Linked DNA regions of Mus musculus: regions 1, 2 and 3 are each linked to region 4. The links are chromatin loops, found by intact Hi-C in ENCODE. Cell type or tissue: left cerebral cortex. All regions are shown on one strand.

Region 1 (8,000 bases), 550 kb before region 4:
ATGTCTGCGGATAGCATACAACTACCAATTAACAGATTTGTTTGAAGCCTATGCGGTCCACAGCCAGACAAACTCAGAACATGAGTCACGCTGAACACTAAGGAAAAACCAACTCAAAAATTACTTTGAAACAACCAACAAATATCTTTTCGTTGACAAGTCCTACAATGGTAACATTTCCTGAAAGATAGGCAGTAGAAAAACAAATAAAATCTTAACATACGCTGAAGACATCAAACTCTCTAAAAGCGTATACAAAAACTTAAAACATCTGTTAAAGGGGACCCATTTCTCAGATACACATTTAAAATTCCAGTTATAGCATCTTCCTATTAAGTGTCATAAAACTGCCTGATCTTAATGTTGGGACAAAGGAAATCAGAAAGGTCTTGTCCTTTAAACTTCTCAAGGCTTTCATTTCTAAAGAAATGAAGCTACACAGCATACTCGAGACATTGTATGCTAGTAACAGAACAAGAGGAAAGGAACATTGATGGAGAGGTTTTGGTTTTATTTTACAGGTAGTCTTTCTGGGTGGGTGAATTCCAGACTAGGAGACCAGCCTCTAACTTGCTGTTCTCATTATTTTTAATCTTTTCTTTTTTTTCTTTTTTCTTTTGTCTTTGCCTTCACTTCACCATTTGTTCGATGAGGATCAAGCTGCCCTTCATTCTCTCCATGGAGGTGTGGTTGAGAATAAATAGATGATATTTGTAAAGGACTTTCTAATCCTCTGAGGAAAGATTACTGCCAGGACTTTCATTAGTAAGCCAGATGTCCTTGGGCATTTTAACTCCAATCTAAAGAATGCAAAATGGGCTGACCAAACTCAATCACAGCTTCCTTGCATCAGCAGCATCGTAGCCTCACAAAAAACAAAATAGCAGCTGGGAGACCAAGAGACTAAAAGAAAAGTCATCTCAGCTGCTTAGTATATTTCTCTAAAGTTATTGGGATTCTAAAATCCCAAAATATGCCTGGTAGGGAATTTCATCTGGAGATTCTATTTTTTTCCAACTTGAGAATGAAATATTTGTTCTTAGTCTGTGGTGGGACAATTAATGTGACTTGCTATTTAGGGAGGATATTTGCAGTTGTGGGAATGTCATAAGCAAACCTGTTGTTTTTGGCTGGACTTCTATAACAGGTGGCCATGCCTTTCCTTTTGCCTGGGAACGCAGCAAATTCCTTCTCAAAGAAGAATCTGAAAAGTTTTCCATTTTTTTTTTTTGATCAAAGTGCCAAGAGAGGTTGGCACACTTTAAAATGACTTCCTGATGAACTTGTCAGGTTTATGTTTGTTTGCTTGCTTGTTTCATTTACCTTATAAGAATTTTGACCTGCACTGTTTGTGTGCTGACAATCTGGTAAGAGCCCAAACTTTCTGAGTCTTACACACAAACATGTAGCCTTCTAATTGTGTTGGCGAGTTTTGGGCTATGGAGAATTTCTAACTAGTTAGTGGTAGGGATCTGTCCTGGCTTGCCACCCCACTGTTCGGCATTTGCACAGCCCTAGGGACGGATCACTTACCAGCAAGAGGATTGTGTTTCATTGCTGAGCTGATGACACATGGGTTGGTTTGATAGCTAACCCTGCAAATACAGCCAGGGGCTGCTGGGCCTAAGATGACAAATTGGTTGGTGGATGTTATTCCTCTGCCTGAATGAAGTGGTAAGGTCTCTTCCCCTCCCCCAACAAGAGAAACAAGAACAAATCTGGGACTCGCCCATGCAGTAATGCTACCATCTCATGCCTGGTTTCTTGTATGAACAATGATCGCTACTCTTGCATCTCCTCCCCCAGTCCCTCCCTCTTTTCAACTACCCAATAGGCGAAAGAACAATGTTATATATGTATCCAGAGATGTGGGATGAAAAGATGGTCATTCATTAAATAACTAAGGAGTTACTACATGCCTACTTGTACAGTTAAAACTTCAACACTGGGCTGTTTGCCAACTTCATACAAATGCCACAGTTCCACATGGGAAAAATCATCCCAAGCTCTGGACAAGCCTGCCTGAGGCATCAGACAGAGGGAGTGTCACCCCATTCCAGAGGAACTGTGTGGGCACAAAGATTCTAAAAATTGAGTTCACACATCACCGAGGACAAGACAGGTGGCTTCACACAGCATCAAATAACTTCTTTGTTCCGGCTTAGGACCTTTGTGAAAAATAGTATTGTGTACCTATTCTCTTTCTTGCTCCTATCCAGCAAGCCTCCTTGCCCCTTTTGTCTATCTCATGTGCTTGCTAGAAATTCAAAGAATGAGGCTGCTCTATAAGATCGCAAAACTTCGAGAAAGCCAGCCTCTGCACCACTCTCCAGCTAGGCAGATGCAATTTGCTGAAAGCACACACACAGTCTTTCATGTGCTTTTTTCTGTACTCCTGCAATTTCCCAAGCTCGTCCAGAAGAGCAAGTTAGCGAATAAGAAATGTGAGGGCCTTTGCTCCTGACCTTTCATGCAGGGCCTCTGCTTTACCTCTGCGGCAGTGAAACGGAAAGTCGTAAACCCCTTGGCCCAACCACTCATGGGAAGGTTTACTTTCGCCTAAAGTGAACACTTTGGGGTGGGGCACACCCAACTCAACTGGAAGAAAAAAGAGAAGAGGTTTTCCGGTGACAAAACAGATGCTCAGTTTCCCACCCGGAGTTACTCCGCTCTGGCAAGAGTAACTAGCATTCCTCCCCGGGAGTCTCTGTCCTTCCCAGTCACTGAAAGGCTTTTACTTTTGTCTTTCCCTTGTGAGTATCGATCTCGGCAATAAAACATTGACGTAAGATTTTTTTTTCCAACTGTGATAGAGTTGTAAATTACACCCTCTTCTAGGCTTTGTAATCCAGTCTTTCCTTTTCTCTTTTTCCTCAACGGCAAAGCTATAAACCTCATAAACTTCTACCTAAGTTGATAAGGAATTGTATCCCTATGCCCTAGAGCGACGGAAGAAGCTGCTGGCTTGGAATTCTTCACAGAGACACACTCAAGACCGGTCTCCCTTCAGTACTTCCGGGACTGTGTTCTTACGTCCAGCAGCAACACAAAATACAACTCCTAAAGTGCTAGAACGGTTTTTAAAAAAGTCTGTAACACCCCCCTCCCCCCTCCCCGCGCCTGCCTCCGCTGGAAGTGCAGCTTGTTCCATCCAGACTGCTTTCGCCTTCTCAGCCTCGGACACACAGTAAAGTGCTCAAAACGTGAAAGCAAAATAAGATAAGAGTCCCAGCGTGCTTCTTTGTCAGACTGTGCAGTTGTCTTTATTCTAACCTGAAGCATAATAGGGTAGAGGCTAAAAGCTTGAGATGAATCCAGCACAATACATTCCAGAGGCCCGCAAACTGGAATTGATTTGCATATTCCACAAACCGCTCTGAACCTTTTACAAAGACTGCCTGACATCAGCAACCACTCTTAGAAGCAAAAGCTGGCGCGGGTAGGTAGTAAGGACGAGGCAGTGGGGTGCCGGCAGGTGATGTGCTTTCTAAGGTAGCCTTAGGAAGAGAAGGCAGTCCCCTCCTTCCACCTAATGGATCTGCTGGAACGCTGCGTTTGATCACTCCGCCCGCTCTGGGAGTAACAGGTCGCAGGGGCCCCAAGCTAAAGCCCTCCTTCTGTGGCTGGCGCCAGCACAGCTACAATCACAACCCCCAAGCTTACCTGCCTCATGTTTAGAATTCCATGACCCATCCGGCAGGGAGCAAGCTGCTCGGAAGCGCACCCGCAGGCTTCCAAGCGCAGACACCAAAGCCGGCAGAAAAGCCCACAAGACAAAAGCAACTCGGTCGAATCCACAGGCAGCAAAGAGCACGTTTTTCGTCCCCCTCCCTTTTTATTCTTTGATCTGCTTCTAGACGCTCTCTACCCAAGACAATGTCAAGTTTCTCAACCTTTCCTTTTCCAGCCTATGAAAAGTCGGGCGCAGGCTAGCGAGGACCGCCTGGCTCTTATTTCAAATCAGTTCACAGGGACGTCGTAGGCGGCGGGCTCCGGTCGCGGAGAGCCTCGCCAATCAGGAGCAGTGGGTGGACCTGGGTGCAGGAGAGGCTGCCTTTACCAGGATTAGGGCAGCTTTCAGGAGTCAAATGACTGGAAGCAGCTGGATGTTGTGTCAGAGCTCCCCAAAGTAAAGGATGAGTTCTATTCTTGTCTAACAGACTGCATCTGCTCAAAGCTTAACTAGCTCCGGGCCTTAAACCCTTGCACTTTAAGAGCCCCTTAAAAGCATTAAAGCATTTTAAAGGTGAAGAATGATTTCAGCGAGAAAACCTCAACCCTCAGGACCCAAAGATATTTTTTAAAGTGTATCTTGTTCTAGATACCTAGTTTTGTAAAAACAGTGAAGGGAAAAACCACACTGCTGTAAGTATCACTCTAACTGAAATAAGCAACCAAGACAGTTACCCACCTCGTCTTCACATAAACTCTATATCCAACCTAAAGAAGCAAATGTTAATGGGACTGAGCACACAAACATTTTGAAATACAGGACTTGAGGAAGAATCTTCATCGATGGTGACTGAAAGCACAATTTCAGATAAAACATCTCCTAATTAGAACAATGAATACAGAAATTTAGTTAATGAAACTTCTTTTTACATAAGTGTATGTACCTCTTTGAGTGTTTGAGTTTATCAGTGCTAAACTGGTAAGCTCACTAATTTATATATATATACAAAAAATATATATATACAATATATATATATTCCCAAACAAGTGCTCACAGTTTGAGGATAATCCAATATATATATTAAGTTTTTGCAGTATTAGTAAATAATAACAGATAAAATAATGATTTAGTGGTTTCAGGAGTGCTGGAGGTGTGGTTCAATATGTGTGAGCTTGGCTGAGTTCTCTGAGATTTTGGCAGCAGGGCACCAGCACCTGGGAGTCCATAGCTCTGCCTCAGCTCCCCACTGAGAAGTTTTAGAGTCCCCCTAATCACACCAGCTGCCCTCAATCCATTTATTTGTTCTTCAGAGTCATTCACTATGGCCTAGACCCAAGCTTGTTTAGCCTTTTCACATGGTGATACCTTACTAAAACAAATCACACACACACACACACACACACACAAAACACACAGATACACACAACACACACACTGAGAGAGAGAGAGAGAGAGAGAGAGAGAGAGAGAGTCCTAATGTTTTAAATACATTTATAATGTTGTGTTGCACAGTATTCACAGTCATCCTTAGCCACATGCATCCTTAGGGTCATGGGTTAGGTTGAACAAGGTTGGGTAGATGAAGGCTTCTAAACTTTGAAATTACTAGCATTTGCAGACAAATAATTCCTCACCATGGACCTAGCTGTTCAGTGTGTTGTCAAATATTTAGCAACATCAGGACCTTTGCCCACTAGATGATCATAACTGATTAATATAATATAAAGATATCACTGGATGTCTTCTAGGGATCAAAACCAATGTTTGTTAAAACCAATTCTAGTTAAACATGTGAGAATGCTCATGCCCCTGGTCTAAGAGAAACTGATTGGGTTGGTATACCAATGATGCTGGGAATCCATACTTTATCCCAGTGCCAACGGGCTCTGATTCACTTTGAGGAAAGTCTGCATCTACCACTGCCCTAGATATATCTTAGCTCAGGATGCACTTGATGTTGGATGACTATGTTTAGATAGGGGGAAAACAGGAAGCAATCTGGATCTAGAAAGAAAATAGGCCCAAGTATGGAGAAACTTTTAGGTAAGAAACACCCAACTAATCACTCGTCAGGATTTGAAATAAATTAAGCTTAATGTTTCATCACTTGGAAATTAAGCATTAAAATACTTCAACTTATTTCCCTTCATTTTTTTTAACATTTGTTTAGTGTGTGTGCCTCCTGAATGCAAAATTACATATGTATGCTGCAATCCTGGGCTTCAAGTTTAATTATAGCTTACAACTTAATAATTCTATGCATTTAAGAGGTAGAAATATCTTAACAGTTTCTGTGTTAACTGACTAAATGTAGCTGATTCTTTATTCTTTTCCTTTAAAAACTTTGTTAAGACACTCATCTTTTGAATTTAAAGATGGATTTTGTTTGATTTCTTTTGATCTGTGTCTTGAAACAGGGATTTGTTGTGCTGTGTAATCTGGTCTCAAACATCTGGGCTCAAAGTTGCCCCAGTCTCCTGAGCTCTGTAACTTTAGGTGCACTATATTGCAACCACCTAAAAAGGTTTTTTTGTTTTTCCCACACCTATTCTCATAGCATTTCTGTCCATTGGCAATTAAAGCCCCATCTTGACTTAAGTACAATCTTCTTCTGCGCCCCAAAAGTAACTTGGCTACATTTTTACTATGATTTCATATCATACTTGTAAGAGGAAAATTACTTAAAAGTTGTTTTGCTTTTACTGAATGCCATCCCTAGATCCTGAGGTCATTGATGACTATGTCAGTCAGAACTCAGAGAAACAGAATCTAAAATGCATATATATGATTTCTGATATAGAGAATTTTTTCAGTCTTTTATGACTGCAGAGGCACACACTCCTAATATCCATAGGTCAATTGGCAGGTGCTAACCCTGTAGTACATTGAAGAAGGATCTTTTTTTTTTCTTTTTCAGGGAAACCTCACCTTTGTATTAAGGATTTTAATTGACTGTATGGGCTCACTTATATTATCAAAGATAAGCTCCTTCACGTAATGTCAACTGACTATAAATCTTAACATCTACAAAATAGCTGCAGGTTTAGCCAAGATTAACTGAGTACCATGGCTAGCCAAAATGACCAAGACAAATCATCATCCTATGCAAATATTTATATGCTCCTTATAACAAATAACACAGAGAGAGAATATTATAAATATCCATTAAATAGTACAAGTAACAAAAATAAAACACTCATCAATAGAATATGCTCTTCTGTATGCATAAGGAAATGTTCTCATAGATTTATCATATTCTTTTCAATTACAAGTTAAAAGATACAAAAATATGAGAGTAAGTGACTTCTGACAATTCCACACCAAGTTATACTATCAATCAAATGTCAGGAGAGAATGTAATTATTTTCACACCAACTCTCAAAAAATTTACATCCCTCATACTGTCTTTGGAAATCAATCAAAAATGTGTTTTAGCAAAATGGGGGAATTAAACAAGAAAAGAAGAAGTCATTGAAACTGTGCAAGCAGAAGAATCAGTATAAAATGAAATAAGAAAAGTCTAGGAGGAAGAGCTAGCAGAGAGAGCTAGCAGAGAGAGCTAGCAGAGAGGAAGAGCTAGCAGAGAGGATGCTGTAAAGTGAACTATGACACTGACAGATGATTACCTGTGAGGACAAACGGATGCTCATGGATGTAAGGAAAATCCGAAGCTATTAATAACTCCAAAAACGGCAAAAAAATCATAGTGACAGAAAGCTCTAACTTGACAGTGAACTCTGATACATAGAAGCAGAGACTGTGTATTATTTAATCTAGCATCCATCTTTCTCTCATTGGTTTGTTGTTTTCCTGAGACAAGATATTTCAAGGTCTTGCTAGTCCAGGCTCACCATAAATTTGCAATCTTCCTGCCTCTCAATATCTTGAGTCTTGGGATCAGACATGGGCACCAAGCCTATTGTTCTCTGGTTTCTTTTTTTCCCTCTCACTTCCTCTTGCTCTGTATGTATGCATGTGTGCTCATGTATGTATGGATATGCAGAAGCCAGAGGACAACTACGATGTCTTTTCCAAGGCACCATCTACCTCTTTACATTTTATGAGACACCACTTCTCACTGCCCTGGAACATACCAAGTGGGCTAAGATGGCTGCCCAGTAAGACCCAGGGATCCAATTTTTCCACCATTTGCTCTTCTTTCCTTTTCCTCTTTTTCCTTCATATATTCTTCCTCCCTTCCAGTTTCCCATTCTCCCTTCCTTCTTTCAGTCATTTATTCCTTCATTTTTGGTACTAGATGCTGAGTACAGGGAAGGAAAAATTCATTTTTTGCTCATATACAGAATAAAAAGATAATGTCTAAAAT
Region 2 (8,000 bases), 650 kb before region 4:
TTTTAAAAAGTACCCCCTCTGAAAAGGCGTCACGTGCGAACGCAAACAACCTCACAGAGAAAGCAGAGGAATTGGGAGAGGTAACCCGGTGCCACCCCCCCCCCCTTCTTTAAAATATCCGAAAAAGTCCCCACGGAAGCAGAAGAATCTTCATATTTCGTGCTGCTGTGTATTTGACAGCCCGGCCCGGTCACATCGAACCCCGGCCAGAAGCGCACAGCTTCAGGCATCTCTTCACACATCTGTCTGGGAAACTGTCTGTTCCTTTCAGACTCGCCCCTGCCCCACTTCCAAGGGGAGTCTCCAGAATTTCAAACTGCATCAAAGGCAGAGTGAAGATGAAAAAAGAATGTCTCCAGATCTTGGATTAGTTTAATCAATTACTAGCCTCTCTCTAAAATAAACATGAAAAGGGGGGGAGGGGTTGTCTGGCTCTTTCTCGTTGTCCCGCTATTCGCCTTTTTTCCCCCTACCGTCTTCCCAACAGATGCCACGGAAAATATTCCTGAGCTTTCTCAGAAATTCCCCAGTCGGCACACAATCTCGTCCCTACGCTCAGATTTTCTGGTGAGTGCTCCCTTGTATAAAGCGTAAAGCAAGGTATGTGTGTCTGTCTCCTGTGTGCTCTTGAGTTCATTTGGAAAGTGACTGACAGCAGAACAATCTAGCGGGTGCTAAAATGCAAGTAATTCTGTTTACACAAAGAAAACCATGTCTTGAATAATGCTACTACTGAGCATAGAGAATGATCTAGACTTATCTTGATGTGTTTTATGGTTTTGTTGAGTTCCATAAACATTAGGACACTGGTTTTGTTTCGTTTCGTTTCGTTTCGTTCTTGTTCGTCTGGTGGAACTCGAAAGGCCTTAGCTATAATTGCAATCACGTATTTTCTTATAAAGATCACTGATGCCCAGTTGCATAAGATCTCCACACTAGCTGGCGATACTGAGGAAGATTTCAGGTGCCTGCTCTCACATTTCATGCGAAAAGCTGGGTACGATCAAGTTATCCTGAGCAGTATAGACACTCTTGTGTCTTTTAATAGCTCTTAAAACTTTGGATATTCACGAGGACCCTAGATCTTGGCTGGGAGTCTATCCATACAATAGAAATAGTACACAGCAACAAAAAAGGAATGGAGCAGAGGCACATGCCAAAATACGGACGAACCATGCCAAAATCACAATGCAAAAAGCCGGACAAAAGGTGTTGGGTCCTATGAGATATTCGGAATAGGTGGAGCATTTAAATTGTATCCTGTCACCAGTTAGTTTTACTTGATGAGAATCTCACAACAGTGATAAAGAATACCTGTGTAAAATAACCCCAATATGGTTTCTCCAGCTGTATCTCTGGCAGAAATTTAACGTTGTTACCTAGGGAACAACATAGATTGTTTAATCTGAAATGCCCTCATCGAATTGATAGCAGGAAGAAAGTCTCAGGCCATTTAAACTAGATAAATGAAGTATTCAAGTAGCAACGGGATTGTAGACAATGTAACATCACCTCCTGACTCGATCACCAGGAGTAATTGAAGAGCATCATTGTGATGCTTTTCCTTGACTAACTGTGACATTCAAATGAATTAAATTCACAGGACTTATCATAGCTAAGGCTGAAGGCTGTCATGGAAAGGGTTTTATCATGTCGAAGGAAAGCGTTCTTAGCTGGAGCAAACCAGCCAAAGCTTCCATTCTCTCTGGCACTCGACCTCTAACAGAAAACAAGTCAGTCGGAGAGCAAGGCCGACCAGTCAGTCCCACGCAGATATGAGCCACCATCAGCCTGACAGCTTCCCAGCTGTCCCTGCACCCACCTCTCAGTGATATTCTTTGCTGTCTGTAGAAAACGGGCGTGGTCATTTTCCTTCAGCGAGTGCTCCGCTTGCGAGATGAGCGATGCAGACCTCTCAAGGCACTGTTTACAGTTTGCAATCTGCTGAGCTAACTTGCGGAGCCTGATCACCTGGAACGAGAGAAGCACGGCGGGCGAGGTCACACGTTAAGGATCGATCGCTTGGGAGGTGGCTCAGGGCTGAACCCTTCAGAGGCGTGAGGTCTGTTCTGTCTAAGCAGAGAGAGGTTGAAATCCGGAAGGCAAATTTTTGGAACTCGAACTTTCAGTCTTTGGAGAAGCCTTAGTCACCTGTTTGATGAGGAGACACTAATTCGTGTCAGTGTGACACTAACTCACACTAGCATCGCTCATTACTTCTCTGTTGAAGGGGGGAAAGGTGTCCGCTGGCAAGTGACAAACGGTCACCGAATCTCTTCCTTCTGCCATCCTACCTAATGACTTCAGGACCTTAGAGAACCCTGGAACTCTCTCCATCTCAGGTTTTCAATATGCCTTTAAGAAAATAAAACATGTCTGTAGGTGTGAATTCGAGGCTTAAGTTAAAAACAGTGAAAAAAAAATCCTACAAAGTTCTTTGTAATCCACGTAATAAAGTTGTGACATGAAAGCATTAGGTATTCCTATTTTCCATACTGCCTAAAACCTGTGTATGAAATTAACAGAGAGGGAGCATTTTCCCATTGATTGATATTTTTCTTATTGAACTGATGAGAGAAAGCCAAAAAAAGCACAGCTGGGCCATTTCCTCTCACTGTAAACGTCATTTCCAGTCACTCTGTGCTCACTTGATGAGTTGACTATTTTGATAAGCATTTCCCATTTGGGATAAAACACACACTTGTTTCACAATCTCCATTCTAGTTCCCGATTCTGTCTTGCTTGAAAAAAAACCAAAAAAAAAAAACAAACCTTGACCGTATTGACTGTAATCGTCCACGACCTCTCTCTCCGGCAGGTCAAGAGAAGTCCAGGGGAAGCCGCTTGACCGCGGCTCTGGTGTCTGAAATGTGCCATAAGCTGAAGCCCTCCAGCCAGGAGCCAAGTTAGAATTAAAATTCCAAGTAATTGGAATCACCTCGTGCCTACCGGCCCCACCTACATGCAAGGGGACAGGTTTTGGCTGGTTTTCTGATAATTCCGGAATGGAAAATAGCCTTGGGTGAGAGGGTAGGGAGGATGCCTGGTTAATCTGTCTTACAGACAAGGCAGGCTCAAGCTCCCTCCAGAATTCCTGCTAACTTCAAGAGATTTTTGCTTTCTCCAAGTCATGACTATTATCCCAGGACAACTTTAATCTTGGAGAAAAAAAAAGGAAGGAAGGAAGGAAGGAAGGAAGGAAGGAAGGAAGGAAGGAAGGAGATGTCAGATCTGTAGAACCCTAGGGAATGTCCAATTCCAAATGTGTACTAAGCAAACGAAGGAAATGACAGCCGAATCGAGAGGTGCTGAGCCCAAGATTTCAGACAAGGCTGAAAAGAGTCCATGAAAATGACGAGTCAGAATGAAATGTCCAGACTTGGCAGCTAAGAATATGTGATCTTGGCAGCATGGTTAAAAACACATCGTTCATTCTAAAGGTAGGTCTTGTCCCTATCAGGAGAAGTGTGTACCCGAGTCGAACAAAATAACACCATTTCACACCAGATAGAACAGAGCCTCTGGCAACATTATCTAGAGAGTCGAGGCAGCCCTCTAGCCTAACTCAGGGTGTTAGAACACATCTATTAGGAACTGTCAGAGGAAGGGAGAATTCCAGAAGGATAAGTTAATAGTCTCAACCATAAACCAGATGAGTGGAATATTTAATTACATAACATCAAGAAGATTTAAATGGTACGGCCAAGTTGAAGGCAGATGATAAAATTCTCACCAAACGAGATGAGGTCAGACTACTCTTCTGGCTTCATTTCATGTCACTCTCTTAGCCTTTGAATAGGCACAGCAGAGACCACACGTCTCAAAGATGACGGCTCTTCAATGTCATATTTTTCAGGTTTTTCCTCTGAGGCTATTTGGAGATTAACGGTGATGTTTAAGGACAAGAAGAATAACCGAAACAGGAGATATTGATGTAAAAGAAATTGAGAGCATACTGTGAAACTGCCACGATCTTCTCGAGTGGACTTCCATGTAGAGCGTACTTTTCATTACAGGTCAGTTGACAGTTGCCTCGGAGATTCACAAACACTGTGTGCGATAGAATCAGCTGGGGATCTTTCCCAGGAAAACTCTAGATGTCTGGGCACATCCTCTGGCATTCTAGTTAAGGAGCTGCCATTGGCAGAGCCACAGTAATTTGCATTTGAACGAGCAACGCACGTTTTTAAGTCTCCGGGTGATGAATGACTAGTATGGTCGGGACCAGCATTTCAAATATCAATCTCGCTTTAATCTTTAAGTCCATGGACATCTGTCATGCTTGAATGTCACTCAGACCCTTTTGTCCCTTCTTACCTCGATGGAACTCCCCAGGCAGAGGCCAAAACTCAGTCCCCACGGAAGCAGAAGAATATTCATATCTCGTGAAGCACATCAATGATAATAAAAGATAATAAAAGATAATAAGAGAAAAACGAACGTGCACGTAGATGCTTTGAAAAGGAATCAACGCTCACGGAAACCAAAAACAAGTGTCCTTTGAAAAAAGGAAAATCGAACGGTCACGACCGCCGCATTCTCCTCTGTCACCACCGGGTGGCGACAGAGAGCACGCCGGGAAAAAACTTCCTCCAAGGGGTCGGATTGCCCAATTTCTTCTGTAGCTGTTTTCTGTCACATAATTGTCTACGAGTTTACCTCCAAAACTTATTGATTGCATTCCCGTCTGTGTATTTCTTCTTTGAGTCCTTTTTTGTCTGTGATTTCTTTATCTCTAAACTGTTTCTTTTCAGGTCTGTGTCCTCTTCTGCAAAACGAATCTTACCGGAAATTAGATAATGCTGCTGATTTTGCTGGCTGTGCTTTTAGAAACTCAAGATTTCTTGGCTTGCTTCGGAAATGAGCTCAGCACCTCAGTTTTAAAGAAAAGAATCTGAAAATAGCTTCTTGTTCTCCTTGGTGTGCTCCAATGGTTTTACTTCTGCTTTCCCCTAACCCGGCTCCTGGGCTCAGCGCTCTGCAATCCAATCTCACTGTGGACTCCTGTCTCATCTCTGTGCCTCTGAGGCACCTGTCTGGTGTGATAATAGAATGAGTGGAGTACGGGTCCTCTTAACGACTGACTTGTTCCAGAACCTCAGAACTGAAGTTTGCCAAAAGCTATGATGCCAGGCAGACATCGGCAATACTCTTTTCCCGTCCCTCGTAATGAATAAGAAGCCTTCTGCAGTCTGTGGCGCTGAGGCACAGGCCTGGTTTCTGCCTTCCATCCGATCCAAAGCAATTCCAGATTCTTCCAGGATGTTTTTTAGGCACAGGCATCGGAACTGCAGGCATGCCCGTATCTCTTCAACCATGCCTGTGCTTCCAGCCACAGTTGTGGCATTGCACTTTCATGCCATTCCTGCTTCACCGAAATGCTGCTCTCATTTCACTCTTCACCGTTGGAGTCCATGTCTATTAATGGTGTATGTCTGCAGCGGAGTGAGTGCTACAAAAGATGGACTCTACCTATAATCATGGCCCAAACTGGAATACCTTTTATTACTATCCTCTAGCTCCTGAAAGGAAACCCCAGGCCGTGAAATTCAAGCTGCAGCTGAGTAAGGGTAAGTAAGTACGGTTGCTGCAGAGGTATGAAAAAGTGCCACTGCAATCTGAAGATGGACTCTTAGCGAAGTCCACATCGGCACCTTGGGAATCTTTCAGTATGCTACCTTCCATACCAAAGGAACTTTGTAGATGTCTAGGTTAAGAATCTTAAGGGGTTGGGGTGGTCCAGGATCGTCTGGGTAATCTCTACATAATTCCTAAGGTCTTTATGACAGAGAGACAGGACGGTTCATGTCAGTGAAGTAGATAGCAGGATGAAGACAGAAGGCAGAGTGCTAATGACTTAGTTGTGAGCCAAGGACCATGGATGACCTCCAGAAACTTGACAAGACAAGCATAGCTTACTAACATTGCCTTTAACCTATGTAGCCTTTAGTACAGTGAGACTGCTCTCAGACATCAGAACAGTAAGATAATCAATAAGAAGGTTCTAAGCTACAAAGTTTTGGTAATGTGTAATAGTACGATAGAAACCATCATAAGAAGAATACGTAACCAATTAAACAGGAGAACAGAGGCTTTTTAAAAAAATTTTTTGAGCTACATTGCATAGATTAACAAATATACCAAATGTAAATTTCTTACACTTCCAGATTACTAGACCGTTAAATTCGAGAATTTATCACCACAAAAATAAGTGTTTGAGGTGATGAATATGTTACTTAGCTTGATTTAATTATTATACATTCTATTCATGAACCACAGAATCATGTCGTATCCACCAACATGTACACGTATAACTTGTCAATTTAACATTAAAACGATAAATTTTCTAAAGAAATTTATGTGGGCATGTAGAGTATTGATCCTGGCATGCAACCACTTGACAATAGCAGATTATCTTCTTGGAACATAATAGCAACTAACCATGGCAGAAAAACAGGCATCTGAGAAACTAGGAGACGAAAGGAATGAGAGATGAGTCCACATGATGAAAGAAGATGCACTATGCGGAAGTATATTCTCAGTAGATTCTAGGTGGACACTTACTGCCAGAGGCATTGAGCAAACATGGTGCCATGCTATTGGGAATTTTAAGAAATATGAATAATTCTCTTTCGGTTCTTCACTACTCTTTGTCGAGTATTTTACTACAGCAACACAAAATGGACCAAGGCAGGTAGTTAAGAAGGGATTATGACGAATGCAGAGAGTACGATTTGTTTTTAACTTTCAAAGCTGTAGATGTTGGAGAGAAAGTATATATTCTTCAGGTGAGAAATACAGAACCTTTTTATCAAGGAAACCATACCTTGCCTTCTTTAATCTTTGTTCCAATAATTTGTCTTCGTTGCTGAATGATTTCAATGAGAAGATCACATTCTTCTGTCAGTTTGGCTTCTTGACGGGATGCATTGACCTACAGGATGAATAAAATGGCATTCATCTGAATTTGATCTTAGCCATTCTGAGTGGCTGTGAGGTGGAATCTCAGGGTTGTTCTGATTTGCATTTCCCTGATGATTAAGGATGTTGAACATTTTTTTTCAGGTGCTTCTCTGCCATTCGGTATTCCTCAGGTGATAGCCCAAAAACTTAGAATACCCAAGATACAAGATACAATTTGCAAAACACATGAAACTCAAGAAGAACGAAGACCAAAGTGTGGACACTTTGCCCCTTCTCAGAACTGGGAACAAAACACCCATGGAAGGAGTTACAGAGACGGAGTTTGGAGCTGAGATGAAAGGTGGACCATCTAGAGACTGCCTTATCCAGGGATCCATCCCATAATCAGCTTCCAAACGCTGACACCATTGCATACACTAGCAAGATTTTATCGAAAGGACCCAGATATAGCTGACGAAATCCAGGCCCATCCATGTTCCTGAAAATGTGAAGACTCCATTCTTTTTATGGCAGAATACAATTCCCATATGTGGATATACCATATTCTTAAAATCCACTCTTCTGTCAAGGGAACTTTAGGTTGATTCTATATCTTAGCTATTGTAAATAGTATAGCAATAAATATGGCTGAGCAAGTATCTCTATGTTAGGATATGGAGTCCTTTGGGTACATGACCAGGATTTGTATAACTAGTTGTGTGTGTGTGTGTATTTGTATAACTAGTTGTGTGTGTGTGTGTGTGTGTGTACCCTTCAAACTGAGCTTCATTGTGAATACACTACTTTGCATTGCCACCAGCAGTGTATAAAGGTTCCTTTCACTTCTGTATTCACACCAGCATCTGTTGTTGTATCTAATAGGACTTTAGAAACATTCTTTTTTTTTTTTTTTTTTTCCTCATTGGACCATGTCTGGCTGAAGTGAGTTAGCCACCTACAGGCTTTCAAAGCAGAACTTCCCGATTCATCCTGCCAAAAGGATATACTCATTCGAGAGATGGCTTCCTGTTGGTACACAGAAGGAACACTGAAGTAAGCCTGGGACAGGATAAAGCCAATGTGTCAGAGACAGGAAA
Region 3 (8,000 bases), 220 kb before region 4:
CTCCAATAAGGCCACACCAACTCCAACAACGTCCCACCTACTCCAACAAGGCTACACCTCCTAATCCTTCTCAAGCAGTTCCACTCCCTGGAGTCTAAGCACTCAAATATATGAGCCTATGGTGACCATTCTTATTTAAACCACCACACTCAAGAAGTCAAGAACATAAACTAGAGGTGGGATACAGCTACAAAAATGTTAAATCCTGCCCCTAGTAACACACTTCCTCGAGCAAAGCCCCATATCCTAAACTTATATAGCACTGCAAACTGGGAATCAAGTGTTCAAATTCTAGGAAGAAATTTCTCATATAAAGTACAATATTCTTTTCCTTATCCTCCCCCATGTGCCATTTGCTGCCATTCCTTTTCCCCAGCATTCTGCTCCATTGCATTTAGTGAGATCTCTCCATTTAATCAAAAGTTCTTCTGCTGAAGAACTTGGATACATCCAGGACTTGTCCCATATTTACATTTGACAAACTAAAAAAACCTGTCATCTCTTCTTGTAACCTCCTCCTTCTTTATCAGTCAGGTCTAAAGTACAATGTCTCTATATGGATGATCACATTGGTCCTAACTAGTCTTTCTGATTCTGCCAAGGATCACAAACACACATACACACACACACACACACACACAAATAATAAGATAAACTTTTAACATCCAAACATAAATTCCTTTGGTCTTTATATATTTTTAGGTATTTTCACAAATTATTGTCATGTATCTTATAATTTTCTTACAGACAGAAGTAGTTTGGAGAAAGCTCTATCACAATATCAGTTACTAGAACTTCTCTTCCCAAATGAAGTAATTGTGCCCAAACTGACTTTGGTGTATTTTATTTATTTTTAAATGTACTAATTTTCTACATTTATTTTTCCTCGATTCTAATACTATAAGGGGAAACTGGCATGAATTAAGATCCTTTGGTCTACCTCCAAAGGAAAGGAACAAGTTCTTTCTCTAATCTTGATAGTAACCTCTCCTCATCTATTTTAACTTATAGGCTAACTCTTAATTACCTGTCCAACTTCTACTCCACATTTGCAAAATGATTCCATGTTGCCTAAATATTTTAAAAAGCAACAACTTAACCACACTCACAAAATAGAGTTCAAGATGTCAGCACTAAAATGTAAGTCAGAGTTAAATTAGCAATTAGAATTAAACTATTTTTGTCAACTGTATGATTATACCACCATTATATTCAAGAAAACAAATGTTATGATGTAAAATCATCAATAACTTACTTTGCCATGAAACAGTGATTTTGAACTGGGGTGAGGTTTGCAATTCTCCCGATTAGGCTCATTTGGAAATACCTAGACACATGTTTTTATATGTTAAGATGAGGGTAGTGGTGCTACTGGAATCTAGTGATTAAAAACAAAGACCATTGCTAGGTGTCCTATAGTACTTAGGACAATGTAACAACAAAACATTAAATTATCTAGTTCCAAATGTCAAGTATTTCAAGGCTGAGACTCTCTTAATAGTATTATATTTATCATTCTGTGGGTTTATAGATGTTAATATAAGTCCTAAGCTTTAAAATTTATAGACTTTTTGATATCTCCATTGAAAGTGCAGCTTTGTTTTCTTATTTCTGAAAATGTTATACATATTAACATATGTCATTTAAGTGACACCCAGATAGCATTAAACTGACTTCTAGAACAGTCTGACAATCAAGCAATGGCAACTAAATTCTCCTAACATCAAACTGATATCTTAGAGGTTATTCTTATAGCATGAAGCAAAGTACAATGTATAAAGGATGTATAGGCAGAGAGTGTGTGGTTAGTTACTGACTCCAACTCCAAGTACGTTTGTAAGTATGGCTTCTAAAATGGTTTGTTAAAATGATTTTTAATAATAGGTTTCTCTATTTGATGTATTCAATCCATTTTGTGTCGAATATGGTCCTATGACTTCTGTAATTAAAGGTGATGTAAGATAACTTAGAAAGCTTTCATTCCCAAACACTCAACTCTCAAGGCCTAGGAGTATATTTAAGTTCTGGCTCCCTGATAGAACACTTGTCTGGCATGAATAAAGCTCTGAATATAATACTAAACACCACATACAGAAACGTCTCTTTCTGACCTTGTGTTACATGTATAAGCAAGTTTTAGTACAATTTGTAGTCAGTGGGGTCATATCAAATTAGAAATCCCACATGTATTGTAGTCTCCACTTTAAGAGACTAAACAAAACATTAGCTTCATAGAACATGGATATTTAGACTTTAATGAGTATCTACTGTAACCATTCCCTTTCTACTACAAATGAGGAATGAGTCCTCCCTGAGGACATGTGACTTTTCTAAGGCCACAGAGCTGGTTAGCAGCCAATCCTGGATAACAGCTTTGTTCTTTGGTTAGACTACTCTGGGATTTTTCCAACAGACTAATCTTTCTTTGCTTGACTTATTTGGAGTCAGTTGTTCCAAAACTGCCGTGTAAAGTTGTGTTGGCTAATTTATTATGGGTATATAAACTTGGCCTACATCCCTGAGCACATTATTTACTTCCATCCTTTTGTCTGAAATGAAAGTCTTTCCATTAAGCAAACAGTACCATGCTCTCTAAAGTAAGCTGAAAATTATTTACACTACATACTTAAAAAGAATACTATATAATACATAATATCTAATATATAATGCTGTGTAGTAAATAACTCTTTTCGTAACAGTTTTGAAAAAGTTACATCATTTTTCTACAATTCACTTTTTTTTCTCCAGAATATGAAAATGTCCATTCTAAAACACAACAATACATAATAAGTGATTTGTCAAGTTCATCAATTTAAGCAAACACATACTTGACAAATGTACCTCATAGAATTGGTCAAAGACTATGATGATATGTAACAAATTTCATGTGTGCCATGTTTGGATGAACCTAAAGAATCTTGCTTGGTCCTTTTGCCAGGCAGAAAGGGATAAAAATGTTGATGGCTGTTGACCATATGTGTGATTTTCTTATTTTGAAATATAATCACATTTAACTTTAATGTTTATCCCAGAGCATATTTCTGTGTTATAACTTTGTTGTGAATAATACAGACATAAGCTTTAAATGATGAAAATTTACAATCAAAAATAGGTTGTCAAAAATAAATGTCATAACAAAGCTTTATAACATATTTTGGTTCAAAGTCCATATTATTCACCTATTCAATATATATCTAATCTAGTCAGTGAAACCTAGTTATAATTAAATAACTTTAGAAAGGAATTAAGGAAAGTAACATGAGATTTTTCTCTTATAGTTTACTAGCTATGTGCCCACCATACCCGTCCAATGGATTAGCCCTCCTTAGACCCTGTAGAACTAATTATTAGAACATTGCATTCCAGATCTTTCCTTATTGTATTTTCCTATCTTCCATTTATATCTTTTCTTGTGAGCTAGACACTGAAATATTGTAACAGATACTTCAAAAATGCCTGGAGTCAGGCATGCAGCTTTATTAGAAGACTCTGGCTGGAGCACTTTGCAATGAAAACCAAATAATTCTGGGTTCAAATGCAAATGGAAATATTTCATCTTGAATTATCTTTACAAGATAATTCCAGCTCTTACATATGAAAATAACAGTGGAGATTTTTATCTGTAAATTTCTCAGGAGCTCCATTTTCAGACTATGTGGTCTATTTTAAACACACCATATGGATTATGTACTCTAAGATCTACTTTCAACTAAAAAAAAAATCTGTGCAAACACAAACCACCCAGCTCTAAAGTCCCAGCTAGCACTTCTGTTACCCATAAGTGCTCTTTTGTGTTTATGTTTCTTACACCCATATGTATATATGTTTGCAGTAGGAATCCTTCACCCTTGTCTTTTAAAAATTCCTTGAGTAACAAGGCAGCCCAGAGCAGGGCTCTGCTCCATATCTCAAATCACTGAAAAGGCCAACTGCACAGGGAAAGGCCTACTGTGAGTATGAAGTCCAGCATTCTCTCCTTTCCCTTTTCTATATGAATTTTCTTCTCTTATATTTTGTTTCCCTGAATCCGAATTTTTCTTTTGTAGATGCCTTTTTTGTTTGTTTGTTTGTTTGGTTGGTTGTTTTTGTTTTTGTTTTTCGAGACAGGGTTTATCTGTATAGACTTGGCTGTCCTGGAACTCACTTTATAGACCAGGCTGGCCTCGAACTCAGAAATCTGCCTGCCTCTGCCTCCTGAGTGCTGGGATTAAAGGAGTGTGCCACCACGCCCGGTTTGTAGATGTCATTTTAAGCCAGCATTTCCCCCCAAACACATATCCCTTACTGTCCTTCAAGAAAAAGTCTCATGGATTAAGGTTGAGAAGTCAAAACTTCTTTTAGAAATTTTTATAAACAGCTTTCTTCATGTTAAGGTACATGAGAAAATATGAGAGTTGAGAAATTATAGTTCATTTCTCTTTCAATGTGTTGAATTACCAAAAAAATCTAATTTTTCTGAGTTTCCTCTAGAAAGAATACATCCCAGGACTCATTTGGACAACTACTACTAATTTTAGTGTCATAAAATTCCTTTTCAATACTAATATAACATTACCTAGTTGTGGTTACTTCAGTAGTATTTTCTGATTTCTTGGGTGACCACTCTGGAGGCTTGTATATATTAAGTAGAACAATGGGTAAAGGTGATGGGTAATTTTACCTCTGATAATAGACGATTGACACAGTTACATTATTACACATTTAGAAGCAGAAATAATTATTTTTAAGGATAATTAACTACATGCCAGGCAATGCAGAAAATAGATGGAACTTTTGTTAGTATCATTTAGAGTTGATGAATTGCCAATATTAAAAATACTTTTGTTTTCCCACCACATAATCCATTGTTCTGAGAATTTGGTGAATTGGTGATTATCAGATTTGGGCCTTGAATTAATTTTCTCTTTCTCCAATTTCAATAAGCATTTCCACAGATGATCATATGAATCTGCCAGTATGAGACCCAAGGAAAACATCTGGTTGATTATATGTTCTTAGTCTGAAAGCTGCCTATATTAGGCATTAGTTAATGAATATCACTTTTACTTTAAAATCTCCAGTCAAAATTGCTTCAAAATAACCCTAGTATCATATCCCCCAAAATGGATAGACATTACCAGGAAAATAATCTTTATTCATAATTTATATCTATGCACTGCTGAAAGGCATCAGAGAAATGGCAGCTACTTCCCTGAACATATCAGCACTAAGGATGTTTTGCCAAACCTTCACAAAAACATCAAATCATAAGTTTTTGCTGTTACATGAACAGGTAAAAGAAATTCACTGAAATCAAATTTCCATTCTCATTTTAAGAAATGTATGTCTATTACTGGGGGAAAAGCAACATCTTCAATTAATAGTGCTGGTCAAATTGTATAGCTGCCTGTAGAAGAATCAAAATAGATTCATACTTATCACCTTTTAGAAAACTCAACTCTGAATGGATCAAAGAATTCAAAATAAGTCCAGATACACTGAACTTAGTAAAAAAGAAAGTGGGAAATGGCCTTCAACTCATTGGTGCATGCAAAGACTTTCTCAACAGAATACTGCTAATACAGTTAATAAATGAAAGCTCATGAAACAGAAAAGCTTCCATTAGGTAAAGGACACTGTCATTCAGACTAAGTGGCAGCCTACAGAATGGCAAGATTGGTATTTATTTTACCACTACACATCCAATAGATGTATAATAACCCAAATATAGAAAGAACTTAAAAACACTAGATATCAAAAAATAAATAACCCAAATAAATATGAGGCATCAGGGAAATGCAAATCAAGACTATTTTGAAATTTCACCTATGCCTTTCTGAATGACTAAGATCAACAAAACAAGTGACACCTCAAATTGACAAGGTTGTGGAGTAAGAGGAACACTCATACATTGTTGGTGAGACCATAAACCAATACAGCCACTCACTATAGAAATCAGTGTGGTGGTGGTGTGGATAGCCCTGGGGCTAATTATATTTGATGTCAATTCCATTCTCCTGTAAGTGGCTGAGAACAAGGAATGAGTCATCACTCAGGTGATTTCCTGTCATCCTGCTTCCCACCTTAAATTGTAAAATAGAGGAGAGTTGATGATTGGGCTGATAAAAGGGAAGATGGATCAGAAGATGAGAGAGAGAAGAAGGAGAAAATGGAAGAGGGAGAAGACGCAGAGGAGGAGGAGGAAGAAGAAAAGCAGAGCAGAAGCACATGGCCTAGGGAATCTGTAAGTTATAAGGGGTCTCATAGATGTGGAAGATGGTAGTATAGCGGTAAATCTGCCCAATCTAGGCACACAGCATGTATTCATATTAATTGAGTCGTATTTTCATTGCGGGGGCATATTTGGGATGGAGAGATTTACTGCAAAGTTGAGAAGTAAGAGGAACACTCATACATGCTGGTAGGACCATAAACTAATTCAGCCACTATAGAAATCAATGTGGTGGTTCCACATGAAGACAGGAATCAATCTATGTTAAGATCCAACTATACCAATCTTTGACATCTAGCCAAAGGATGTGTCACCCTACCACAGAGACATTTGCTCAACCATGTTTACTGGTGCTCTATTCATAATGGCCAGACATTGGAAACAACTTATATGTTCCTCGACAGCAAAATGAATAAAGATAATGTGGTAATTAACACAATAGAGTATTGCTCATCCATTTAAAAAATGGCATCATGAAATCTGCAGACAAATGGATGGAACTAGAAAAAAAATCAGCCTGAGTGAGATTTCCCAGACTCAGAAAGATGAATATGGTATATATTCACTTATATGTGGATGTTAGCTATGAAGGCATTGATAACCAAGCTACAGTCTGTAGAACCACAGAGGGTAGGCATAGAGTAACAGACTAGAGGGGACATGTTGATCTTGATAGAAAAGGAAAATAAAATATATAACTAAGCATAGATGGGGGCTGGAATGGAAAGATCAAGTGGGGAGTGTGAAGGATAACAGGATGGCTTATGAGAGGAAATACAGGGAGAGATGGCTAAAATTAGGAGGTATTTGAGGGTTAGTATGCAAACCTAATATAGTAAAAACTTACTGAAATATATGCATAAATGAAAGTGTTCTAAATGAAATTGAAAAATAATGGTGAAGACAGAGTCTGTTTTCGTCAGGGTTTCTATTCCTGAACAAAACATCATGACCAAGAAGCAAGTTGGGGAGGAAAGGGTTTATTCAGCTTACACTTCCACATTGCTGTTCATCACCAAGGAAGTCAGGACTGGAACTCAAGCAGGTCAGGAAGCAGGAGCTGATGCAGAGGCCATGGAGGGATGTTCTTTACTGGCTTGCTTCCCCTGGCTTGCTCAGCCTGCTCTCTTATAGAACCAAGACTACCAGCCCAGAGATGGCACCACCCACAAGGGGACCTCTCACCCTGATCACTAATTGAGGAAATGCCTTAGAGCTGGATCTCATGGAGGCATTTCCTCAACTGAAGCTCCTTTCTCTGTGATAACCCCAGCTGTGTCAAGCTGACACAAAACTAGCCAGTGAATATATCTTGTCACTATGACAACATTCAGTACTGGGAATGGTTTACATCTAATCGAATTGTTGACTAAAGGGGCCCAACAGGTATCTCTAAATACCTAGGTTATTGCAAAGACTATAGGTTGTTCTCTACAAACTGACAGCAACCCATTGTTGAAGACAATACTTACACAACTCATTAAACATGGAGATATTGAATCAGTGTCTAAATAAAGTCATCACTATATTTCAGTGGCTTTGGTATAGGAAGGCACTTTATGTACACTCAAAAGAGAAAGATAAACACCAAGCCATCAACAAACCTTTACCTCCAATTGTGTACTGCCTGCAAGTTATACAATGTGGCACAAAGCTTGTGGGAGTAACCAACCAATAGCTGATTTGACTTAAGAGCCATTCCACAAGATGGAACCCACACTTGACACTTTGAGTAACCAATTCCTGACACTAGATAGCCCAGGGACAAAAGGTAAAAGCAAACAATGCT
Region 4 (8,000 bases):
ACTATTGAAGGACTGTACAAGAGGTACTAAAACTAAGTGTATTAAAGACAGAGATGTATCATCTCAAGAGCTGTAGGAGCAGCTTGGTGTTGGTGGTGCACGCCTTTAATCCCAGCACTTGGGAGGCAGAGGCAGGCGATTTCTGAGTTCGAAGCCAGCCTGGTCTACAAAGTGAGTTCCAGGACAGCCAGGGCTATACAGAGAAACCCTGTCTCAAAAACAAAACAAAATAAAGAGTTGTAGGAGCTCAAAGTCTAAGAACAAGGCATAAGAAAAGTTTCTTTCTGGTGTAGGCTGACTCTTAAGCTCACTATGTCCTTACATATCTTCTCTCTATATGTACATAGAGAGTGACAGACACATGAATATCTAAAAGCACTGTCTCTGGCTTCTCCTCTTCTTCTTCTTCTTCTTCTTCCTTCTTCCTTCTTCCTTCTTCCTTCTTCTTCTCCTCCTCCTCCTCCTCCTCCTCCTCCTCCTCCTCCTCCTCCTCCTCCTCCTCTTCTTCTTCTTCTTCTTCTTCTTCTTCTTCTTCTGTGTACACCAATCCTATGGCCTCATTTAACTTAAATTAACTACTTAAATACCAAATCAAAATCCAGTCACCTTAAGGGTTATTCCTTTGTCATGTAAAGTGGAATGGGGTCACAGATGGCTATTTCTAGGAATGTTCTCTGACAAGGGGTAAGGTTAACTTGAGAAGAGCTAACCACTACATAAAGACCAAAAATAGTGTAACCTCCCTGCCAAATGTAGGGGCTATTTTTATTTGTAAATATGCTTTCATCAAAGCAAAACCATATTGATGTATTATGTTACTCTGTGCCTGTTCATCTGCAACAATGAGAGAACTGGGCGGCTTCTTCTGAAACAATGATTCCCAAAGCTCAAAAGATTCGGTCGCCCTGCATGGAAAGGCTGGGGGTGGGGGTGCAGTTTGTGAAGTACATCAATGTGTGATTGTCTCTTTTATCCTCAAGACAACGTGATGAGCTCAGTGTCCTGGTCACTTCACTGATATGGAACAATGCAATAGCCACATCCACATAGCTAGCAGGAGGAAAACCCAGAGCAACATAATGATCTGAAAGGGTGCCCCTCCTGGCCCCAACAGGAGGCCTATGGCTTTTCTCCGAGGGCTCGAATTGTATATGATTGCTGCTGTCAAGCCTGAGGAAGGCATTTGCTCTACATGATAGCTTCTTACAGTTATCCTAGCCTTGAAGGTCAACTACTGTCACTCAAGCCAGCACATCCCACAGTCATCTTCACACATTATCACGTTCACACCTTTATCAGAGCAGGAACTATAATTACTATAGGTCCTAAAGTTCTTGAAAATTTGTTTCATTTCCTTTTGTGTTTTATGCCAGGGCATGTGTTTTATATGACTAGGATTTACACAGAAATCAGAGCACTTACATTAAGGGAGCCTTGCAAATAATTATGTAGACCTTAAGGGATTTCCAGGGATCAGCCTGAGAGTCTTAGCCCCAAATGTGACTATTGGTCCTTTTCTTTATTGCATAGCATGTTCCCTTCTTAGCACTCAGTACTGAAATCACAGTACTTTTCCTAGTGTAGGGATAAAAGTGGCATGTGGCCGCAATGAAGGTTTCTATTTATAAGCATTGCTAACAAATGAATCTTTCCAGGACCTTTTTTAGATTAGTAGAGGAATTTCTCCAATTATTTACATAAAACCCAGAACCTTCTAATTAGGCCTAAGGAAGCAAAACTGCGATTTTATTATTAACTAATGGATTACTCATTGGACGGCAAGTTTATCTTCCTGTCCATACAGACCTGGGTGTTTAATCTTGATTGTCATCCTGTTTAGATTGGGAGGCACCTAGGAGATCAGTGAAGTGCATATCTGGGTGTGTTTTTCACACACACACACACACACACACACACACACACACAGTATTAACTAGTAGGACAAGAGTAGTTCTGACTGTGGACAGCACCATTCCATAGACTGGGGCCCAAATGAAATAATGGGAGAAAGGAAATAGAGCTAGCAAAAGCCTTCTCTTTCTGCTGCCTGGCAGCCATGATGTGACTGATATTCTTTGTCATGCCTTTCCCATTATTATGAATGGAAACCTCTAAAATCATAAGCCAAAAATAAATACTTTTTCATTTAAGTCATTTTTAAAGGCGATTTATCATACCAACAAAATTTGTAACACAGAGACAAAGTATTTGCCTACGGATTCCAGGTGCTTCAGTCTAGCCAGCATCAGTTCCTGTGAGGAACATCTTCTGTTATTTCATGTAACACTTAATGCATTATCAATCACAATGCTCACATTTTACTATTTCTATTGCTCTTGATGTTCCATAAATGCAGTAACTGACATGGTAGAGGAAAAAAATGTAGCATGATTAGTGAAGCATGCAGAATGTTTAAAATGCTGGGAAAGAGGCCCCCGTATAGAGAGTGGCATTGAGCTGATACAGGCAAAACGTCTGGACTCAGCCTTTCCTGAGACACTACCCACAGACAGATGGTCAGGGATATGAATGGGACATTCCTTTTCTCTTTTTAAAGGTACTGTAGCTGAATTCTTTAATTAAACCCAAAATGTATGACATAGTATAGGTTATCTAAGTAGCCCTTAGCAATACGTAAAAATAGATTCTAGAAGACATAAAACACTAAGCACAGGATCCATGGGCCTTCATCTTAGGTGCTATCTTTGAATCCCTAGATCATCCTTTGCCAGGACACTAAGAAATGGAGATCCTGGGATGCACCATAATACCTTGAATCTATGCATGCACAATAGTACATTCTGGACTTCATTCTATATCTGTCTGTTTCATCCCTTCTAGGAGTAGAATCAGGACAAATCCTTGTGCTGACACTTTCCTACATGAAAATCTTAAGGAAAATAAGACCAAGCATGGTTATTAATTGGCCTCTGACACTGATATTTGATTGAGTATTATGGCTAAAACTGAGTGCCAGGGCTAGACTGCAATTATGATAGCAGTTCCCAGAACCACTGAGTAAATGACGAAGGTGAAATTAAGTTCTCAAGAGTGTGTCAAGTGGCCAAAAAATTATTCCTGCAGTGAAGATGGATATTTTAAAACATTTTGTTTATGCATGTGTGTGTGAGCCTGAGTGCACCACATGATATACAGATGCAGACCAGAAGACAAATTTCAAGAGCTGGATGGCTCCTATTCTGTGGGTCTTGGGGACTAAATGCAAGTTGTTGGATTGGCAAGCAATTTTCTTTAACCATGTAGCCACCTTGCCAGTCCCCTAATTTTTCTTTGTTTTCCCTGGGACGCTTTTCTGAACCTGTCTAAATTACCCTTATCAGAAATTTTAAGTGTGCCTTCAAGTGTTAATGACCATTCAGACTTCCTTGAGATAAACTCTGCCACTTCCCCAGCTTTTCCAGGAAAGTTACTAACTGAGGTCCACCCACAGCAACTAAAGTTCTGATCCAAGTGCCTACGAGCTATCTTAAAGCCATTCCCATGTGTTTTCCAGCACCCTTCTGTATTCGCTTACTTCTCTGAAGTTTAACATGAGTTCCCTTGTTTCAGACTGAAGGGAATAGAAGCAAATTCTGGAAACACTCAGGTAAAGCAAGGGCTCTGCGTGTGTGTGTGTGTGTGTGTGTGTGTGTGTGTGTGTTGAAGGTGGTCTAGCAAGGTGCTAATTCTAGCCCTGGTACATTTCTCCCCCACCTCTGCCCCCTGGACTCTGCTTCTCATCCAGGAATTTCCCAGTGTGAATAAGTAAGCAGGCTGAAGTGCTTACTTGCCTGAAGATGCAGAGCAGTTTCTGAACTTTCATCGCCCCCCAGTGGCAATTTCATCAGTGTCTTTGTTGGAGAATTTTCTTACCACTAAAATTTAGGTTATCTGTCTCCCTAAACTTGTCCTTTCTTTTTCTTTCGAATTTTTACACTAGACATGAAGTGTTTGTGTGGAGGTATGTCAGTAATGGGATGACCATCTGTTGACTAATGAGTGGATCAGATGTAGTATCTACTTTCACGGTTTGCAATGTGAAAGCATTTTAATCTGGACTCCATTGTGAGACTCAAGCCTCAGTAAAGGGTCAAAAAAAATATCAAATAATTAAGTCCTTAAAACTATTAGTAGCATGAAGGGAACCTATAAAGCCACCATGTATAGAGTAGAAGTGCAAAGTCCACCTGCCATAACTATTCAGTGTCTTCTTGGCAAGATAAAACAGACATTGTGTAGGAATCCAAGAATATAAAGCATGAACTACATGTTGAGCAAGTGAGTGTTTTGTGTGCAATCTACTCAGAAAACACTTTTATGGTGTAAGAAATTCGCAAACCCATGTTAAATAAAATAATGAGTTTTTGTAGGAGTAGAATTCCAGAAGTCCACAGAAAACAATTCGGGAATAAAAAGTTTATCTTCAGCTACAAAAATGAAAAGTCTTCACCATCCAGCCCACAATAGGGTTGATATTTAGGTGTATTTTTCCATTATAGCAAATCCCCTTGGTTCACCACCTGCTATGCTCTACTCCCACACGCTGCTTAAATAACAAACTTGTAGTCTTTGAAATAGTTGTAACCAAGCTCTAAACATTTGCCTGCACACCAAGTAGTCTGCCCAATGCTAAATCCTAAGGGGAAGCATGTGTCTTGTGCCTTCCTTTATTCCAATCTTGACACTTTTCCTGCTTCTGATGCTGCCTACTCTTCTCTGGAAATCATTTTTGTTGTTGTTGCAACTGTTGCTGAGATGGAATCTCACTATGCTCTACCAGCTGGTCTAAAAACCCTAGGCTCACAAATGTTTGGGAGCACAGACAGAGAGCCAGGCCTATAGTTCTTTTTCTTCTACTGTGTGTGTGATAGCACAATAGCTTACATCCTGAAAAATCTTACATCACAGAAAGGAAAGGATAAGAGCCAGCAAATCAAGAAAGATGGAAAGAAATAGAAAGAACACAAAAAGAGAAAGAGATTAAATACAAAATGTGATACAGAAGTGAAAGAGCTGAAGAAAAGGGTTTTTTTTTTATAAGAACCTGATATGCTCTAATAAATACTAATAGGAAAATGTTCATGTTCTTCCTTAACATATGCCCTAAATTTTCTAAAGCTCTTTATCAGGATTTTTCTTAAACTAACAGATGTAACCTATTACAGTCAACGCCTCTCATAGTCCTTCCTATGATATTTTAAAAGACTAACCTTCCCATGACTAAAATCGTCAACTTTTAGAAAGATGGAAAGAGAAATCACAGAGAGACTGTAGTGGTTTGAATATGTTTGGCCCAGGGAGTGGCACTATTTGGGGGTGTGGCCTAGGAGTAGGTGTGTCACTATGGGTCCGCATAGGCTTTAGGAACCTCAGAACAAGAGGTGGAACTCTCAGCTCCTCCTGCACCACGCCTGCCTGGATGCTGCCATGTTCCTGCCTTGATGATAAGGACTGAAACTCTGCACCTGTAAGCCAGCCCCAATTAAACGTTGTCATTATAAAGTTACCTTGGTCATGGTCTCTGTTCACAGCAGCAAAATCCTAACGAAGACAGAGGTGTTCTTCAGTCCCTGCTAAAAATGAATGTCACTAGAAAGTCAAAGGATAACAAATATTGGTATGTACAGAAAAGAAAACCTGAGTGTACTATCAGAAAATATAAATAAATTAATTCAATCATTATGAAAAATAGAGGCTCCTCAAAATGATATTTTAAATTTAAAACATTTAAAGAAAAAAAAAGAATTGTTACATGATCAAACTATTTCATAACTAGATGTATAGTCAAAACAAATTAATATTTCAAAGCAAACTCCCTCATATTCACTGAAGTGCTGTTCATGACAACCAAGATGAGGTTATTACTCATGTATTCATTGATGAACACATACATATATTATTGGTTCACTTACACATCAGAATACTGTTAAGCTTTCAAAAATAACAATTCCCCCAATTTGTGACAATTCAGATGAAACTGAAGGACATTATGTCAATTGAAATAGGCATAGTGAAAAAAATACTGCATGATCTCACTTAGGTGAAGAATCACTAAAATCAGGAAGAGTAAAGGAGTGATTATCTGAAGTCAAAGGGTAAATGAGATGGGAAGACATTCATCAAATGGTACAAACTTCCATTATAAGAGGAGTCAGTAGCTAGGAATGATAGTATATGCCTATAATTCCAGCACCCTAGATATGAGGCAGGAGGAATACTTCCAATTCAAGACTACCTTGGCACATAATGACTCACTGCCATATCATACATTAGCTATATAGTGAAAATCTGTCCCCTAGCAGAAATGATTCAGGGAATTTTATGTATAGTATGGTGGCTAATTAATCCCCATATGTGGCATACTTGAAAAGAAACTACTTGAGGTGATGGATATGCTAATTATATTATCATGGTAATCATCTCACAGTGTATGCACATATCAATCATCTTTTGTAACCCTCAAATATATTCCTATTCTGTCAATCAGATTTCAGTTAACCAGAGGAAAGTCACAACAGAAAAGATAAAATTTAATATATAACAAACTACTAACAAAAACTACTTGTGCCCCTTGAGCCAGTCGTCTCAGTATTGCACTCATTGGTGTGTTGATAGTACAATAGTCTTTGTGCTATTGTTCGTAAAAAGCACTCTGTTGCAGGATATTTAATCAGACTGTGAAACTCAAGATTGTGTTATTTACAGTAAAAAAACGTTTCTAGTTGTGGTGAGGTTCACCCTTAGCACACACCTTTAAACCCTCTGGCTGGAATATAAACACACCCTAGTACACACTTTTCATCTCAAACAATGAAGGTAAAGTTAGTTTGCAGAAGAAAGCACCATTGTTTGAAAGTGATGTCTAGCAGGGCCTGTGCCCCGAGCAGACTTTGGGCATGAACTCTGCAGCCAGTCCAACATCACCCAGAGAAAGCTCCACTCCCAGGCACACTAACATGCCCAGGATCATAGGATCAGAGGTAAGGAGGATACAACATCTGCCCCAACACCTGGAGTAACTGGGATCATTGGAACCCAGGCATCTAGGCACTCCACCGGAGCAGTTTCCTTCTGGTCTGAGCCAGTGCCCTGAGCAGACCTTGCAGACTCTGCAGCCAGCCTCACAATACCCAAAAGAAGCTGCAGTCCCAGGTGTTCTAACATGCCGAGAACCACAGAGTCTCAGGATCACAGGATCACAGGAACTTGGTCACACCAGGATCTCAGGGTCCCAGAAGCAGCTTGACTCCCAGGAGCTCTGACAGTTCCAGGAACTCAGGATCACAGGATCCCAGAATCATAGAGACAGCTGAACTCTGAGGAGTTCTGATTCAACCAAGATCACAGGCAGGACAGGCCCCAGTCAGATATAGGGAAGGCAGGTAGCACTAGAGATAATCAGATGGCAGGAGGCAAGCATAAGAACATAAGCCAACAGAAACCAAGGTTACTTGGCATCATCAGAACCCAGTTCTCTCACCATAACATGTCCTGGATACACCATCACACCAGAAAAGAAAGATTCTGATCTAAAATCACTTCTCATGATGGTGATAGAGGACTTTAAGAAGGTCATAAATAACTCCTTTAAAGAGATACAGGAGAACACAGGTAAACAGCTAGAACTTAAAGAGGGAACACAAAAATCCCTTAAAGAATTACAGGAAAACACAACCAAAGGAAATGAACAAAACCATCCAAGATCTAAAAATGGAAGTAGAAACAATAAATCAACAATCACAAAGGGAGACAACCCTGGAGATAGAAAACCTACGAAAGAGATTAGGAGCCACAGCTAATACAAGAGATAGAAGAGAGAATCTCAGGTGCAGAAAATACCAGAGAAAACACTGACATGACAGTCAAAGAAAATGCAAAAAGCTCCTAACTCAAAACATCAAGAAAATCCAGGACACAATGGAAGACCAAACCTAAGGATAATAGGTATAGAAGAGAGTGAAGATTCCCAACTTAAAAGGCCAGTAAGTATCTTCAACAAA

Evidence for each region. Hi-C counts contacts between places; a loop is a spot of excess contacts. Peaks named below come from ENCODE experiments on the same cell type or tissue, not always from the same donor. Only the 100,000 strongest peaks of a DNase experiment are listed, where the experiment ranks them.
Region 1: it touches region 4 in a loop (4-fold over the local background); 2 of 42 quality-filtered maps call a loop at or near these places.
Region 2: it touches region 4 in a loop (5-fold over the local background); 3 of 42 quality-filtered maps call a loop at or near these places.
Region 3: a loop joins it to region 4, with 5 times the contacts of the local background. A loop is called at or near these places in 2 of 42 quality-filtered maps.

What each region holds. Positions count from the first base shown.
Region 1 is chrX:169,875,573-169,883,572 of GRCm38, reverse strand. Mid1 (midline 1) reads right to left here and starts at 3,954. Exons shown (of 10, transcript NM_001290505.1): 1 at 3,664-3,954. In left cerebral cortex, a CTCF peak has its summit at 3,976; DNase peaks (open chromatin) are centred at 2,596, 3,205, 3,336, 3,995 and 2 more places; H3K4me3 peaks cover 1,819 bases; H3K27ac peaks cover 247 bases.
Region 2 is chrX:169,975,856-169,983,855 of GRCm38, reverse strand. Mid1 (midline 1) reads right to left here. Exons shown (of 10, transcript NM_001290505.1): 4 at 6,827-6,934; 5 at 1,823-1,971. G530011O06Rik (RIKEN cDNA G530011O06 gene) reads left to right here and starts at 4,939. Exons shown (of 2, transcript NR_029457.1): 1 at 4,939-5,570; 2 at 7,066-8,000. In left cerebral cortex, no CTCF peak of the experiment used is centred here; DNase peaks (open chromatin) are centred at 4,153, 4,602, 4,855, 7,038 and 7 more places; H3K4me3 peaks cover 1,440 bases; H3K27ac peaks cover 2,522 bases.
Region 3 is chrX:169,548,919-169,556,918 of GRCm38, reverse strand. No RefSeq gene overlaps it. Among named protein-coding and RNA genes, the nearest start is that of Gm15245, 110 kb to the right of the region's middle. In left cerebral cortex, no CTCF peak of the experiment used is centred here; a DNase peak (open chromatin) is centred at 3,733.
Region 4 is chrX:169,328,287-169,336,286 of GRCm38, reverse strand. It overlaps Gm15246 (predicted gene 15246), which reads right to left. Exons shown (of 6, transcript NM_001361166.1): 4 at 5,508-5,589. Among named protein-coding and RNA genes, the nearest start is that of Gm15246, 12 kb to the right of the region's middle. In left cerebral cortex, a CTCF peak has its summit at 3,829 (motif pointing left); DNase peaks (open chromatin) are centred at 2,498 and 3,824.